Regions from separate parts of the Homo sapiens genome. Here region 2 is linked to region 1. The links are chromatin loops, found by intact Hi-C in ENCODE. Cell type or tissue: endothelial cell of umbilical vein. All regions are shown on one strand. Links, peaks and the distances in the headings refer to the core of each region. The heading gives the core; the rest is flanking DNA.

Region 1 (8,332 bases), core at 192-8,191:
AGCCCAGGCTGGAGTACAGTGGTGTGATCTTGGCTCACTGCAACCTCCACCTCCTGGGTTCAAGCAATTCTCCTGCCTCAGCCTCCCGAGTAGCTGGGTTTACAGGTGCGCGCCACCACGCCTAGCTAATTTTTGTATTTTTTAGTAGAGACGGGGATTCACCATATTGGCCAGGCTGGTCCTGAACTCCTGACCTTGTGATCCATCTGCCTCAGCCTCCCAAAGTGCTGGAATTACAGGCGTGAGCCACTGCACCGGGCCGACAAGATTCTTTATATTAAATTTTCTCTGCTCATATTAAATTTTCTCTGCTCAAATAACTGCTGTGGTTTCTGTCTTCTGATTAGACCCTTCTTGATACAAACACCTTAGCATCCTTTGGATGGAGAATTGTGTCTGATATAATAGATGCTATAAATGATGTTTGTTGAATTAATGACAGTGACATTTAGTAAGTTCTTGCCACCTCAGGCTTTGTTCTACATGTGTCATCTCATTTCATCATTAAAGTAATCTTATGAGATAGGAACTATTTTCCCTAATAAAAGACAAAATAAATACTGATATGTAGTGAGTATTAAACTGAGTGTACTGCTAGGTAAGGCAGAGGAAGCCTGATCCAATACAAAGTTCGGCCATGCACGATTGGGTCTTCAGATTAAATGTTAAAGAATAACTCAGGACAATTACCTAAGCATTGAGAGTTTCCTTTTTTTTTTTTTAAACAGTATTTTATTTTATTTTGTATTTTTGTGGGTACATAATAGGTGTATATATTTATGGGGTACATGAGATATTTTGATACAGGCATGCAATGTGTAATAATTACATCAGGGTAAATGGGGTATTCATCACCTCAAGCATTTATCATTTGTGTTACAAACAATCCAATTATACTTTTTTTTGTTTGTTTGAGATGGAGTTTCACTCTTGTCGCCCAGGCTGGAGTGCAATGGCGTGTTCTAGGCTCACTGCAACCTCTGCCTCCCGGGTTCAAGCTATTCTCCTACCTCAGCCTCCTGAGTAGCTGGGACTACAGGCGCGTGCCACCACACCTGGCTAATTTTTTTTGTATTTTTAGTAGAGATGGGGGTTTCACCACGTTGGCCAGGCTGGTCTCAAACTCCTGACCTCAGGTGGTCCACCCGCCTCGGCCTCCCAAAGTGCTGGGATTACAGGCGTGAGCCACTGCACCCAGCCTAATTATACTCTTTTAGTTATTTTTAAATGTACAATTAAATTATTATTGACTATAGTCCCTCTGTTGTGCTATCAAATACTAGATCTTATTCATTATTTCTAACTATTTTTGTACCCATGAAGCTTCCCCATTTCCTCCCCCCACACTCCCTATTACCTTTTGCAGCCTCTGCTAATCATCCTTCTACTCTCTATCACCATGAGTTCAATTGTTTTAATTTTTAGCTCCTACAAATGAGTGAAAGTGAGAACATGTGAAGTTTGTCTTTCTGTGCCTGGCTCATGTCGCTTAACATAATAACCTCCAGTTCCATCCATGTTGTTGTAAATGACAGAATCTCATTCTTTTTTTACGGCTAAATAGTACTCAACTGTATATGTACCACATTTTTAAAAATCCATTTGTTTGTTGATGGACACAGAAGTTGTTTCCAAATCTTGGCTATTATGAATAGTGCTACAATAAACATGAGAGTGCAGATACCTCTTCGAAATACTGATTTCCTTTCTTTTGGGTATATTCCCATCAGTGGGATTGCTGGGTCATGTGGTAGCTCTATTTAGAGTTTTGAGGAAACTCCAAACTGTTCTCCATAGTGGTTGTACTAATTTACATTCCCACCAACAGTGTATGAGGGTTTCCCATTTCTCCACATCCTCACCAGCATTTGTTATTGCCTGACTTTTGGATAAAAGCCATTTTAATTAACTGGAGAGAGATGATATCTCATTGTAGTTTTGATTTGCATTTCTATGATGATCAGTGATGTTGACTACTCTTTCATATAAGCATTAAGGGTTTACTTTTAGGTGAGTAGTATACAAGGAAGAGCATGCCTCGTGAAGACTGACACCCAGTCCAAAGGCAAGGGTAGGCTTATAAGGGCAAAAGCCACACAGTTTCATAAGGAGAGGTGATTGGTTTAAATAAGTCTTTAGCTTGTCCTCTCAGGATTATTTGGCTGTAATGGAACTGAGCCCCAATTCCATCTGTGCTTTTTTGAATCTTTATTGACCCAGTAAGTCCACGAAGTTGAATCCAAATAAACACTTGAGGCACAAATCGCAAACACAAGAAGTTCCTCATCAGGTTAGGGTTTTTGTTTGTTTGTTTGTTATGGGTTTTTTTCTGATTCTGATCAATTTTCCCAGAAGCAGTTGCTTTGGTTCCTTCTTCTGGGACCCTAACTGATTGATTTTTGCATTTTATTACTCATCCAGGCTCAAAGTCAAGCAGGGTGTAAGTCCATCTACACATGCTCAAGGCTTAGCAAAAATTTCCTTTATCATCTCACTTTTACAGGTGGACCTGTGCCACAGAGGAATTAAGTAACCTTCCCATGGTCACATAGCTGGTAAGTCATAGAGCCAGACTTTGGTAGGTGTGGTAGGTAATTTATTTTTCATGTGAATCAATTTCCCGCTGCCATTCTAACCTTTACGTACCCCTATGGGCCAATCCTTCCTAGTCAAGCAGGTTGACTTCAGAATTAGTGCATTTAACCACTTTGCTGGACTGCTTCGAGGAGAAAAAGAGACAGAGAGGGGAAAGGAGGGAAGAAGAGAGAAGGAGGGCGTTCCTCTGTGTGTATTAAGAGCATGTACTTTAGTGGCAAATAGATGTAGGTTAAAATCCCAGATATGGGTGAATTGAGCGCTGCTGGTGGGCAGTAGAGTCACTGCACCACCGCCGGGACCATGGTGTTCTACTTCACCAGCAGCAGCATTAATTCATCCCAGTACACTATTTACATGGGAAAGGATAAATATGAAAATGAAGATCTGATCAAGCACGGCTGGCCTGAAAATATCTGGGAGAGAACATAGAAGACATTCCAAAGGAAGTGCTGATGGACTGTGCCCACCTTGTGAAAGCCAGTAGCATTCAAGGCTGCAAGATGAACGTTAATGTGGTATATACGCCGCAGTCTAACCTGAAGAAAACAGCTGACATGGATGTGGGGCACATAGGTTTTCACAGGCAGAAGGATGTAAAAATTGTGACATGGGAGAAAAAAGTAAATGAGATCCTGAACTGATTAGAAAAGACCAAAGTGGAGTGGTTCCCAGACCTAGCAGCAGAGAAAGAATGCAGAGATCGTGAAGAGAGGAATGAGAAAACAGCCCAAATTCAGGAAATGAAAAGGAGAGAAAAAGAAGAAATGAAGAAGAGGGAAATGGATGAACTTAGGAGCTATTTACCACTAATGAAAGTTGAAAATATGTCTTCAAATCAGGATGGCAATGATTCAACTGAATCCATGTAAAAGGAGAAAAGGACCTTTGAAAGATGTGAATGTAGAGACAATTGCAGACCTTTTGGTTTCATCTGTATTCTGAAGTATAAAATACAACCAAAATTCTACCTTCATCCTACCCAGAAATTATTGATTTTGGAGTTTTAAAAAAATTGTACCTTTTTTGTTGACAGAAAAGGATCAGATATGTATAAAATAGTTGAACTTGACAGCATATAACTTAAAGCAAAAATGTTTTTGCCAGAACATGTCTTGGTACTTTGTGAAAGCTGGCTGCCCTTGTTCTTGAGATTGACTTTAAAATGAACCACTCTGAAAAGTACTTCTGTTGCTGTGATCTATCCCTGAAAACAGATGTCTTGAAACACTTTTCATATTCTTAAAATAATCTTCACTTCTGTTAAGAAGAACATGTTGGTGGGTAATTATGCGAATGTTTCCCTGTCCCTGATTTCCAGATTAGAAAAAAGGGCATATGGGTTTTGAAAAAGAGATTTTCAGAAGATTGTCAGCTTCAGTATTCACGTTCCATCGTGTCATCTGGGTCTGTTAGTGTAGTGACCCACAGCACAGTCTGTCCCAGCTTTTACGTCCTTGCTTCTTCTGAGCAGGGCCTCCTCCATCTTAGTATCATCATATTTAAAGAAATTGATGGTGTTCATCAAGGTGGGGCCTGTGGCAGTTGTTGCCTGAGCACCAAGTAACCCAAGCCACCTATGCAACAACTTCTGGGCTCTGGAGTAATTTCTCAGCATTGAGGGTAAAATAGGAAGGAATGCTCTGTTGATCATTTGGCAGATGTAGGTTACCTGATTTGTGCCTTGGGATGCAGCATGAAGCAGAAGTCCATATTGCAATTATGATTTTAGAAGGAAATAAGCGTTTCACTAGCCAGCCAAGTAATTATATTCTTTACCTTGAAATCATATTTGAGTTGTGGCCCCAGAGTTCAATTTCTCATTGTAGATTCAGTAACTTACTATATAACATTACTTCTCACTTGAACCACTCACTATCTGTTGTGATTCTGAGCAGAAGATGTCTTTTGATTGCAGTATGTAAGGGAACCCCTGTAGAAGGAGACAAAACAAGAAGAAAGAGAACAAAGCCTGCAGGACCAGAGGCATACAGGTGGACATTTTACTCACACCCACAGCAGCAAGAATGACCTCCTGCAGCAGATATTCCACCTGTAATAGCGCTTTGGAATTCTGGGCAAAACCAAAAGGCTAGTGTTTCCAAATATTCCATGTTGGTGTATGGGGTTGAACTGGAAAATTCCCTGAGGCATGATTCATTGGCCAAATTTTGATAGGGTATAGAAGATGACTTTAGAGATGAGTGGTTTTGTGTACGTGTCTAATGATATTCAGCTTGACGTTCTGCAATTTTAAAAGTTATAATAAAGTATAATTTTTTATCTGAAAAAAAATCCCAGATCTGCTTTTTGCTATTTACAAGTTATGTGAACTAAGAAAATTATTTAGATTTTCTAAGGCTCAGTCTCTTCATCTGTAAAAATGAGAAAAAAAAAAAAAGTACATAACCTAAAAGGGCAGTTTATTCTAGATGGTTTTTTAAAACAGCATACCAATTTATGATCCATGACTGCCCCCTAGAGGTAAAATTAAAATACTGCTCCATAATTGTGCTAAATATAATCCCGGAAAGAAGGTACAGACTACAGCTGTGATTATAGGTTCAAGTTGACAGCAAGACTCATGAGACAGAAATAAATTGTAACCTAGAATACAAGGCAGAAGATATGGCAGATGCTACATCTTTATCTCACCAGGTGGCCCAGCAGCTACCGAAGTACACATGTCCTGTTGTCATTCATCCACAGGGCAATTACAGCTGCCACGGGCTAGCCAAGGTGTGCAGCGATCACTTTGACTCATAGAACCTAAAGCCTTAGTCAGGCGCAGTGGCTCATACCTGTAATCCCAGCACTTTGGGAGGCTGAGGCAGGAGGATCTCTTGGGCCTAGTCTGAGACCAGCCTGGGTCTCAGGCAAGGCCCTGTCTCTTTAAATAAATAAATAAATAAATAAATAAATAAATAAGTAAGTAAGTAAATAACCTGAAACCTCTATTTCTCACCAATATTTCCTGCCATTCCCAGTTGCATACGCTCATGACCTGTATGCTCACTGACAATGCCTCCAGACCCATGCGCAGTTCCACACAATTGTGTAGTCAGCATACACAACATCCCCTGTTTATGTTAACTCTGCAGTTTCCAAGGAAACAGTATTGTGGAAGACCAAGGTCAGTGTCAGGCAGGCTTGCATCAGCCCCAGCCTGATATTAATTTTCCCTTTACTCACAGAAGCATAATTTAACATTAAGAAATGTTTCCCTGTGATTTGCCAATTAAGTGATAAAGGAGAAAAATCATACAATCCTCTCAAAAATGCAAAAAACATCATTCAACAAAACTAAATGTGGATTCATAATTTTTAAAAAACCCTTAACAAATTAGGAATAGAAGGGAACTTTTTCAACCTGTTAAAGGGTATCTACCCCAAACATAAACTTTATGCTTGAAAGTTTGGAAGCATTTCCATTAAGTCAGGAACAAGATTGCTATCAGCACTATTATTCACCATTATACTGGAGCTCCTAGCCAATGTAATAAGAGAAATAAACAAGAAGTGTTAACATAGAAAAACAGAACACTATCCATATTTGCAGGTGATATTACAGTCAATGAGAAAATCCAAGAGAATATAGAGAAAAACTATTTAAACCAATAAGAGTATTAGGCATAAAATATACCATTCCCAGGGTTGATAACAACTCTAAGGCATCTAGGACTATATCTCATAAAGGATATACTAGACCTTCATAGAGGACAATACAAAATGTTTTTAAATATATAAAAAGAATATGAATAAAATAATAAATGGAGAGATATTGATGGGAATACTTACTATTATAAAGGTATCACTTCTCTCCCAAAATAAACCTACAAATTAAATTCATTCCAATACAAACTCAGCAGGATTTTTTGTTGTAACTGGATTAACAGGTCCTAAAGTTCATATGAAAGAGTAAATGTCCATGAACATGCAAGATACTTCTGAAAAAAAGAATAAAATACCAGATATAACAAATGAATGTTAAACTACAGAAATTAAATAGAGTACAGTCAATTCAGACCAACCTAAAGGGGTAGAGAGCCCAGATACAGTCCAAACACATTGGTCTTTTAATCACCTACAAAGCCTCACATGATCTGACCTCATCTCTCCAGCCACTTGCCTCAGCTCACTCCACTTCAGCCACACTGGCCTTGCTATTCCTTGAACTTGCCAGGCCAGGCCAGTGTGGGCTCTTGACACTGACTTTTCCCTCTGTCTGGAATACTGTTTATACAGATAATTCCCTTACCTACTTCTGGTCTGCATTCCCATATAACCTTCTCAATGAGACCCACCCTGACTTCTCCATTTAGAATCATCACTCATGTCCCTAACTCAGATCCTTCTTGCCCTTCTCTACTTTTTCTCCACCCCTCACAGAACTTATCACCTTCTAACACTCCAAATAATTTACTTATTGTGCTCATTGTTTTTAAAAATCCATCTGCCCCTGCTAGAATGTAAGCCCCACAAGGGTATAGATCTCTGTTTTGTTAGATCTCAAGTACTTTAACAGTTCCTGGCATATAGTAGGCACTCAATAAATACCAGTGGAATAAATCAATGGAACAAGGGCATTTCCAGTAGTAATAAATGCTATAAAGCAAATAACACAGGGGCATGTGACAGAATAACTGGGGCAGGCTTCTATAAATTGATTAATCAGGGAAGAACTCTCTGACTGAGTGACTTGTAGTGGTAGGCTGGCAAATATTTAGCAACTGACTCCAAAACAAAAGCCCTGATTTATAGCTTTTGCCTATTTCCATGGTGTAAATATTCCCACCATGGCCAATTCGAAGTTACTGGCATAACATAACTGAATAGGGAGTTGGAAAGAGATGCACACACCTGGCTCTCACAAGCCAATGCAAGCCAGCTCCAACACACCACTGCACTTGTATGGAATGGGAGAGCTCCATACAGGATTCTTGAGTGAATCACTAGAATGTAAACTCGATGAGAATGGGATTTCCTGTGTCCTCAGCACCTAGAATATTTCCTGGTGTATTACATTTGCTTAGTAAATACTTCTTGAATGACTGAATGACTGAATACATACATAAGTGTAGGAATTTCTTCATTCACTTTTACCCAAGTGAGTACCTAGCTTATTTGCCACCTGGAATGGATAATTTTTTTACTGTCCCTCTTTTTCATATGACAAAATCATTTTCAGTAAAATCATGAAATAAAATGAATAATAATAAGAATAGGCTGGGCATGGTGGCTCACACCTATAATCCCAGCACTTTTGGAGGCCGAGGCGGGTGGATCACCTGAGGTCAGGGGTTCAAGACCAGCCTGGCCAACATGGTGAAACCCCGTCTCTACTAAAAATACAAAAATTAGCTGGGGGTGGTGGCGGGCGCCTGTAATCCCAGCTACTCAGTAGGCTGAGGCAGGAGAATCACTTGAACCTGGGAGGCGGAGGTTGCAGTGAGCCGAGATCGTGCCATTGCACTCCAACCTGGGCGACAAGAGTGAAACCGTGTCTCAAAAAAATAATAATAATAGTAATAATAAGTCCCAGAAATTAAAAAGCAGATAGTAAGAACTTTTGTCTATATAAATAAATAAATGCCAATATAAATGAATATTACAATACAAAAAGGAAAAGAGTAATTAATGAATAATTTTAATTACCTTAATGTGTTTTTTGAAAAAAGGAAAAAACCTACTTATTTTGTTCTGTAATGGTAATTAATATTACAATTATGATTTTTGA
Region 2 (8,332 bases), core at 97-8,096, 230 kb before region 1:
ATCCCAGCACTATGGGAGGCCAAGGCAGGAGGATCACTTGAGTTCAGGAGTTGGAGACCAGCCTGGGAAACATAGTAAGACCTTGTATCTACTAAAACTAAAGAAACAATTAGGCATGGTGGCACATGCCTATAGCCGCAACTACTAGGGAACTTAAGGTGGGAGGATCACTTGAGCCTGGGAAGTCAAGGCTACAGTGAGCCACGATTGCACCACTGCACCCCAGCCTGGGTGACACAGCGAGACCCTGTCTCAAAAAAAAAGACAAGCTATTAACATGAACATGTAGGATATCTGTCCTACTTACATGATTAAACAAATAGTATTATGTAAAAAGATACTAGAAATCATGGAGATCCTGGGTTCTCAGAATGGGACCAGTTTGTCACACTATGTCACAGTATGCTGAAATTTCTGGTTAAATGGTAGAATTTCAGAGGTGGAAGCAAAATCGGTCATCATATCTAGCTCCTTTGTTTTACAGATGGAGAAACTGGGATGGGAAAGTACAAGAGAAAGTGATTTCCCTGAGCTCACAAAATGAATAAATGACAGAAGTGAACCTTGAATCCAGTCCTCGACTCCCTGTTCAAGTCTGGCACTTCTATTTCCTCCAGCCTCTAGTCAGTTGGCTTTATAATAGAGCAGCCAAATGTTAACTTAGTAATAAGAAGAAAAGGGCTAGAGGCTTCGGAGGTAAAGGGGCTAAGACTCATGCCACCTGTGTTCTTGGTCATTAGGCCGCATTCCTTAGGACATAGGCATTTGGTGAGATCGATGCATGTTTGCCAAAGCTGTTAAGGCCAAATACCCAGATTAAAAGGAATTTGGAGCCTAATGGATTCTGAAGGAAGTGCTTACTCTGTTCTCCATGGAACTGGGGAACTTCAGGCTGCCAGGACTTTGTATAGGATAGTGTTTTCACCCTAATTTGCTTCCCCTTCTAGGCCTCTTGGCAGCAGAAGCATGTGAGACCAGCTTGACCTCCATCTTCCCAGATTGTGGGTTATGGTCCAGAATCTTACCAAGTAATTAAGGTTTTCTGGGGTTTTGTGGCAAAGTTCAGCTGGCAGCGGCACCAACGAAAAGTGCATTTCTTTTTTTTTCTTTTTTTTTTTTTCTTTTTTTTTTTTTTTTTTGAGATAGGGACTCATTCTGTTGCCCACTGGAGTGCAGTGGCGCAATCTGGGCTGACCGCAACCTCCGCCTCCCAAGCTCAAACTATTCTCCTGCCTCAGCCTCCTGAGTAGCTGGAGTTACAGGCACATGCTACCATGCCTGGCTAAAAAAAAGTGCATTTCCATTCAACAAATGCCTGTACACAAGACCATGTAGGAAATAACAAGATGCTAGGAAAAGGGTTAAAGTATAATCACAGTCCTGGGCCGGGTGTGGTGGCTTATTCCTGTAATCCCAGCACTTTGGGAGGCTGAGGCGGGTGGATCACCTGAGGTCAGGAGTTCAAGACCAGCTTGGTCAATGTGGTGAAACCCCGTCTCTACTAAAAATACAAAAATTAGCCAGGTGTGGTGGTGGGCACCTGTAATCCCAGCTACTCGGGAGGCTGAGGCAGGAGAATTGCTTAAACCTGGGAGACGGAGGTTGCAGTGAGCCAAGATTGCGCCATTGAACTCCAGCCTGCAAGAAAAGAGAAACTCCATCTCAAAAAATAAATAATAAGTAAATAAATATATATATATATAATCACAGTCCTGTGATAGAAATGCTAAATGAGGAAGGAAAATTTGGTGTCTGCTGGGGCCTTGAATGATGCAATAACTAGCTCATATTTATTGACTGCTTACTGTAAGCCAGTGATTGTGCTAAGTGCTCTATATACATTCTCACTGAATACGCTTAACAGTTCTATGATCATTAGCCCCCTTTTCTTGATAAGACACTGAGCCTGAGAGAGGTTAAGATCACAGAGTTGCCAGGTGGCTAGGGAAAACCCTTGTTTTGACACTACTTTCTCCAAGAAACCTACCCCACCTCAGTTCCCTTCCAGTCCTAATGTTCTGGATTCCACTCATGTGGTCTGCTCCCACTTCCCCGCTCCTCTGCCCTTACAGCCACTTTGCTGGCTCCTCTGGGAGCACAGCTTTCATTTTGCTTTGGGAAATTGCCGTGTTCACCAGCTGTCACCCCTGTTGCTGTGGGGGCTGCTCAGGGGCAGGGGGCTTGTCTGCTCCATCTCTGGTTCAGGGCACAGCACAGAGCAGCTCACGGTGGTTGTTGCTGAACTGAAGCGTGGGCAGAGGCCCTTGGAATGGCTAAAATCTGCTGTTTAGGTTTATGGGAATGTGAAGCCCGTTGTTTAGAAAACACAGCTCTATCTCCACATCCTAAATTGAGAAATGATTTCTGTTATAAGAATCAGCCCAGCACTGGGCAGCTTGCAGTCTAGCTGGGAGCCCAGAATTGCACAAAACAAACCTGAGAATTGTACAGGCTGGATCTAGGGCCTCAAGTGATGTGCAGTGGATTCAAAAGGGGCGTGCAGAGAGGACAGTGAAGGGGGTGTGGGCAGGAGATTCCGAGACTCTGACCAAGATGACATGGGGACAAAGCCCTGTGGATTCAGCCTCCTAAACAGCTTTCTCCTCTGCCCCTCCACCCCATCACCATTAGAGACTCATGGTCATTGTACCCACCCCCACATCTGATTGCTGTACCTGCCTCCAACTGCAGGGCCCTGACTCCTGTCTCCCTCTGATCCATATTCCGCTCTGCTTCCAAGCTCTGGTCTTGGGTACTTTCAACGGTTATTCTGCATTATCCTTAGCTCAGTATCCTTATGGGACAGTCCCAGTCCGCAGGGTAGCCCCGGCTTCTAGGCGGTGGCATCCACATCTGCTCTGCCCGGAGCTGATGCAGGTGCCTCATGGGGGGCGCTCTGGGGACCGCGCAGAAAATTTACGAGCAGTGTGGAAATATACCTGTTGGGTAAAAGACAAACTAGGCGTGTGTTTAAGGCACCAGCAAATGACTATTTAGATTAAGAATTTGTTGTAGAAAATTTTATTGAAGTGATGACTTCCAAATGTGATTTTTGGGGGCATTATACACTTGCTTCGAGGTTTAATCTTCAATCCACATGGCGGGGCACCATAATCTCTGGTGCCCAGGGCCCTCGTCTAGCCCCTGTGAGGCCCTTTGCGGTGCCTCCCTTGCCAGCCCCTCCAGCCTCCGCCGTTTGCCCCCTGGGCTCTCCAGTTTCCACTGCCCCCCTGCCCGAGCGCAGCTCCACTGCTGTGTGACCTGGCGTAAGTCCCTTAACCGCCGTGTGCCTCAGTTTCCTCATTTATTAAAAGAGGAGGTTCCAGTGGTATGTACCCCCTAACGATGTGCGAGCATCACAGAAATGACACGAGACACACACTCAGAACATGCCTTGGCGTGGCAAGTGCTGACTGTTGCCATTATTAGGCTCCCCAGCCGGGGTCTCAGGGCCTTGGCACAAGCTATTCCCTCTGCCTGGAGCACTTTCCTCCACTGACCTTTCCTGGCGCTCCAGGTCAACTCCAGGAGCCTTCCCAGTGCAGTCTAGGTGCCTTCTCCTTCCGCAGCGCCTGAACCACACAGGAATAAGTAAGGCGAGAGCGCGCCCAGGGAAGAGCAGGTGTGCAGAAAGGGACTGAGTCAGTCGAGACGTTTCCGCGGGGATCCTTCTCTTGGCAGGCCTGCACCGGGGCCGTGGGGACTGAGAAGATGTGCACAGGTGGCTCCCGAGTGCTCGGGAAGGGCCCCAGAGCTTCTGGCCCAGCTGGAGGCAGGAGGCGGAGCCTCCTCCGCAAAGCTGGATCAGTACCGGGGACGCAGGGCGCACAGCTAGGGCTGGCGGGGGCGGCCCGACTGGGGCGCTGCCTGGGCTCACGCGGGAGCCAGGTGGGGGACGCAGGGAGAAGCAGCCGAGCAGGTGCCGAGAAGGAGGCGCCCGCAGAAGCGCATGCAGGGGCCACGGGGAAGGCGCCAGGAGGCGGTGAGGGGCCGCGGTGGCCGGAACCCGGGCCGGCTGCTGCGGGCAGAGGAACAGGCCCCACCCGCGGGGCTTGGCTGGCACCGCCCGGCTCTCCAGACGGGGCTACGGCCGCGTGTCGGGCCCGGTGGCGACCACGGCACACCACGGCGAGGCAGCCGGGTGGCACCACTGGCGGGACCGGGACGGCGCCGCGGCCTTAGGATCTCTGCGCCGAGGCCCGCGGCGGGAGCCACGACGGCCCTGACCACGCTGACGCCCAGGCTGCGGGCTCCTCGCCCGGACCAACCGCCAGCCACGCCGAGGTCGCACCTCGGGGTCGCCCCACCCGCAACACCTGCCGCCGCCCGGGGCTCCTAGCGGGCGCGGCCTCCGCGCCCAGGCCCCGCCCCCGCGCCCCCATTGGTCAGTCCCGGGGGTGGGCGGGCGGCACAGACGGCTGAGCCGGGGCAAGGACTCGCGGGAATCGCGCCGCCCGGGTCGCTGCCGGAGCTCGCCGGTCGCCCCTGCGCTGCGCGGACCGCAGCCACAGCCGGACTGGTGGGAACGGCGGCGACAGACGGATTGGCTGACAGTCCCAGCCCTCAGAACAGCCCCGGCCTCGAAGCGTTGGCGTCTGCGTCCGCGTCAGCGTCCGCTTGTCCCGGAGCCGGGGCAGGTGCGCGCGGGGGGCGCTCCAGGGACCGCGCTGAGGCCGCAGACGCCGCCCGCCGAGCCCCGCCCCCTGCTCGCCGAACTCAGCTCCCCGTTCGCCGTCGGGGCGTCCCCGGGCCCAGGGGCGGCGGCGGAGCTGATGTGCGCCCGCTGAGCGCCCCCGGCCCGCCATGGCCGCGCGCCCCGGACCGCTCTGGCTTCTGGGCCTGACGTTGTGCGCGCTGGGCGGGGGCGGCCCCGGCCTGCGACCCCCGCCCGGCTGTCCCCAGCGACGTCTGGGCGCGCGCGAGCGCCGGGACGTGCAGCGCGAGATCCTGGCGGTGCTCGGGCTACCCGGGCGGCCCCGGCCCCGCGCGCCACCCGCCGCCTCCCGGCTGCCCGCGTCCGCGCCGCTCTTCATGCTGGACCTGTACCACGCCATGGCTGGCGACGACGACGAGGACGGCGCGCCCGCGGAGCAGCGCCTGGGCCGCGCCGACCTGGTCATGAGCTTCGTCAACATGGGTGAGTGCGGCCGCCCGCGCGGGGACCCTCGGAGTAAGCTGGCTGCAGGGGAGGGGCGCGCATCCGCGGGCGGTGCCGGGCCCTGGCCGAACGGGGAATCACAGACGGTGGACGCGAACCACAGGGGAGTGGGACCGCCGTGGTTAGGGAAGGTCTAAGGGTCATGGGGGCCCCCTGGGCTGCGGGGTGGTCAGGAGCAGAGTGTGGGGGACTGTGGACTCCCAGGCGCTGCCTTCACCCTGCCCCAGACACACCCAGGAGTAAGAATTAGGTGATGTCTTTGCCCACCTGGGCTGCCCCGGGAAGACAGCCTGGTCCTGGGGAGACAGGTGAGTAAACAGAGGCCGGGATGCTGTCACTGTGATAAGGACAGTACTGAGGAGAGGGACAAAGTTCAGCGTGGAAACCTGTGGTCACATCATCGGAGTGACCAGAGCTGAGTCGCGTGCCCTGAGTCCACAGCAGGCTCTTCCCTGTGCGGAGCCTGGGTGGGGTGCGGCTGTCAGGGGAGCGGCTGGGGAAGGAGCAGACTCAGCTCGCTGGGGCAGGGACTGTGGCCTTGTCACCCTGGGCCCTGCACTTAGCATGTGGCCTGGTATAGGGTGAGTGTCCGGTCCTGTGGAATGGCCCAGTGGGCAGCTGGACCCACTGTGTTCTCCCAGGCAAAGCCGGGCTTTTCCTGTCTGCAAACATCTTGTATCAAACCCTGGAGCTATTTATTCCTTAAGATCTCAGATTTTTCTTTTCCAGTACTAAACTCTTTGGTCTATGCTCGTGTAGTTACTGTTGGTCAGGTCCCCCGTCTGCTTTGCCTCCTGTCTGTGGCTAGTGACAGGCCGGGGTCTGGGAGCCAAGGACCACAGCTCAGCCCGAAGTGGGGGAGCTGTGGGGCTGAGAGCAGGGAGTGGGTACCTGCCCCAGCCACCAGCCTCCCTCCACAGACAGCATCATTAATTCTTCATCCTCCCGACAACCCTGATAACAGCCACGGTCTTCATCCCCATCTCCCAGATGAGGACAGTGAGGTTCAGAGAGGCAGCGCCATGCCTAGGACAGCGCAGCCTCTATGTTGCTGAGCCAGGACAGGCCCAGGAAGCCTGACTGTCCATCCAGGGCTCAATGAGATGACATTTCTGTTGTCAGGTCAGGCTTTCAGGGTGCAGAGAGCTTTCTGAGGAGTCTGGGCTGAGGAACACAGGGTACTGAGCTGCAGCAGGTCTTGTGGGGCCATCAGCCATTTGCTTCCTACACTAGAGCAGAAGAGGGCATGGCCAAGCCTCTGCTTCCCGCAACCCAGAGCTGGTGGTGGAGGCGAGCAGCAGAAGGCAGCCATTCACCATCGCTGAGCGCCCAGTGCCAGGGACAGGACTCTAGCCGGTGGGATCTGTATGCTGCCTTTGTAGTTAGAGGACAGGGTGGGGATGTGGGACAGAGGAGACCATCTGTGAAGCTGGGGCTGGGGCTCTGTCATCAGGACAGGCTGACACTGGGCTCAGGACCAAGAAGAGTTGTGGATGGAGTCGTCCAAGAATGTCCCCAGGGAGCCGCCCATCAGAATGCGTCACCACCCAGCCCACATCCGACCTCCCCTGGCATCCCCTGGGTCAAGGCATGCACAGCCTGGTGGGGCTGTTGCTGTGAATTGGGCAGGGCCCACCCCTCTGTGTGACCTTAGGGAAGTTCCTCACCTTCTCAGCCTTGGTTGCTCCTTATAAAAGGAGGTGCCTGGTGATCTGTCCTCAGGGTTGTTGTGTGATTGGTAGAGGGGCAGGAGTAGAAAGCCTGTGCTGCTCCCCTCAGAGGGTGAACCTGGACCTGGGCACTGTTGGCCTCCCAGCTGTGGCCCAGCCTTAGTGTGGAGGTGACAGGAACATCTCCACATGTCTTGTACACGTGAAACCCAGAAATGAACTCTAAAAGCCAATCAAAGGTGTTTGTACTTATTTTTAAAATGAAAAGTAGCATGTGAACTTTTTCTTTTCTTTTCTTTTCCTTTCTTTCCTTCTTTCTTTCTTTTTTCTTTTTTCTTTTTTTTTTTTTTAAGAGGCAGGGTTTCACTGCATTCCCCAGGCTGGAGTGTAGTGGTGCGATTATAGCTCACTGCAACCTCTAATTCCCGGGCTCCAGCAATCTTCCTCCCTCAGCCTCCCCAGTAGCTAGGGCTACAGTCGCACACCACCACACCCAGATAATTTTTAAATATTTCTTGTAGAGACGGGGAGTCTCACTGTATTGCCCAGACTGGTCTTGAACTCCTGAACTCAAGCAATCCTCCCACCTCAGCCTCCCAAAGTGCTGGGATTACAGGCGTGAACCACCATGCCTGGCCACGTGTGAACTTTCACAGCCTTACAATTCCTCATTTAATTCATGTGAGACTGTTTTGCCAGCCCCATTTCATGCGCTCAGAGAGATTAAATGGCCAGCCCAGGGCCACACAGCACATCCAAGGTGACATCCATGGCTGTGGATTCCAAATCCCAGCTTCTTCCCACACCAGCTCTGAGCACTTCATGAAGACTCGGGGCCTCCAGCGCCGTGGGATTAACAAGCAGATCGTTGTTAGTGGAAGCCCAGGCTGTGGGTGGGCGCAGCCAGCTGTCAGAAAGGCCTTCTTTATTCTGCTGTGCTAACTGCACTAGTAGAACTGTCTCAGAGTAGCTTTAACTGGTAATTACTGAGGCTGGGTGGGGCGGGGTGGGTGGGGGGTGGATAGACACGTACCAGGATGCTCTCAGTGTTTGGAGGCCCCTGAAGGTTGGTGGCCCCAGAGCCACCATGGGATCTAATAGCAGGGTCGCTGTGGTGTCACTGCCCACACCCAGGCTCTCACACCTGCTTCTGCCAGCTCCACCTCTCCTATCAGCCTCATCTGAGTCCTGAAAAGCCAGGCCTGGTGCCCCTAGGGCCCAACTCTTGATGGCAGCCTGTGGGACCCAGAGGGCGGGGCTCTCGCTGGCTTCCCACCCATGGGTTCAGGCCTCCGTGCAGAGCAGGTGCTTTAGGAAGCCAAGCCTGCGTCCTGATGTTCAGAGCCTGCACTGGGAGGCCAGGGCTGGGGTCAGAGCCGGGGCCCTGCCTGGCCTGTCATCCATATCAGCCTGTAGACCTGGGCTCTCTTGGGCAGGACAGTGATGGAGCGGTTGGATTCTGTCCCTGGTCTCTCTGTGCTCAGGGAGGGGAGAGCCCTGAGCT

What was found. Peaks named below come from ENCODE experiments on the same cell type or tissue, not always from the same donor. Only the 100,000 strongest peaks of a DNase experiment are listed, where the experiment ranks them.
Region 2: it touches region 1 in a loop (5-fold over the local background); 3 of 110 quality-filtered maps call a loop at or near these places.

Annotation. Positions count from the first base shown.
Region 1 is chr1:39,715,130-39,723,461 of GRCh38, forward strand. It overlaps the pseudogene CCDC25P1. Among named protein-coding and RNA genes, the nearest start is that of PPIE, 20 kb to the right of the region's middle. In endothelial cell of umbilical vein, for the core only: a CTCF peak has its summit at 5,083 (motif pointing left); a DNase peak (open chromatin) is centred at 5,072; H3K27me3 peaks cover 1,902 bases.
Region 2 is chr1:39,487,189-39,495,520 of GRCh38, forward strand. It overlaps BMP8A (bone morphogenetic protein 8a), which reads left to right and starts at 4,448. Exons shown (of 7, transcript NM_181809.4): 1 at 4,448-5,137. The coding sequence starts at 4,804. It overlaps LOC124904101 (a long non-coding RNA gene), which reads right to left and starts at 4,360. Exons shown (of 2, transcript XR_007065978.1): 1 at 3,501-4,360; 2 at 1-2,939. RefSeq lists silencers at 3,947-4,576, 4,677-4,776. In endothelial cell of umbilical vein, for the core only: no CTCF peak of the experiment used is centred there; a DNase peak (open chromatin) is centred at 4,423; H3K4me3 peaks cover 1,113 bases; H3K27me3 peaks cover 1,170 bases.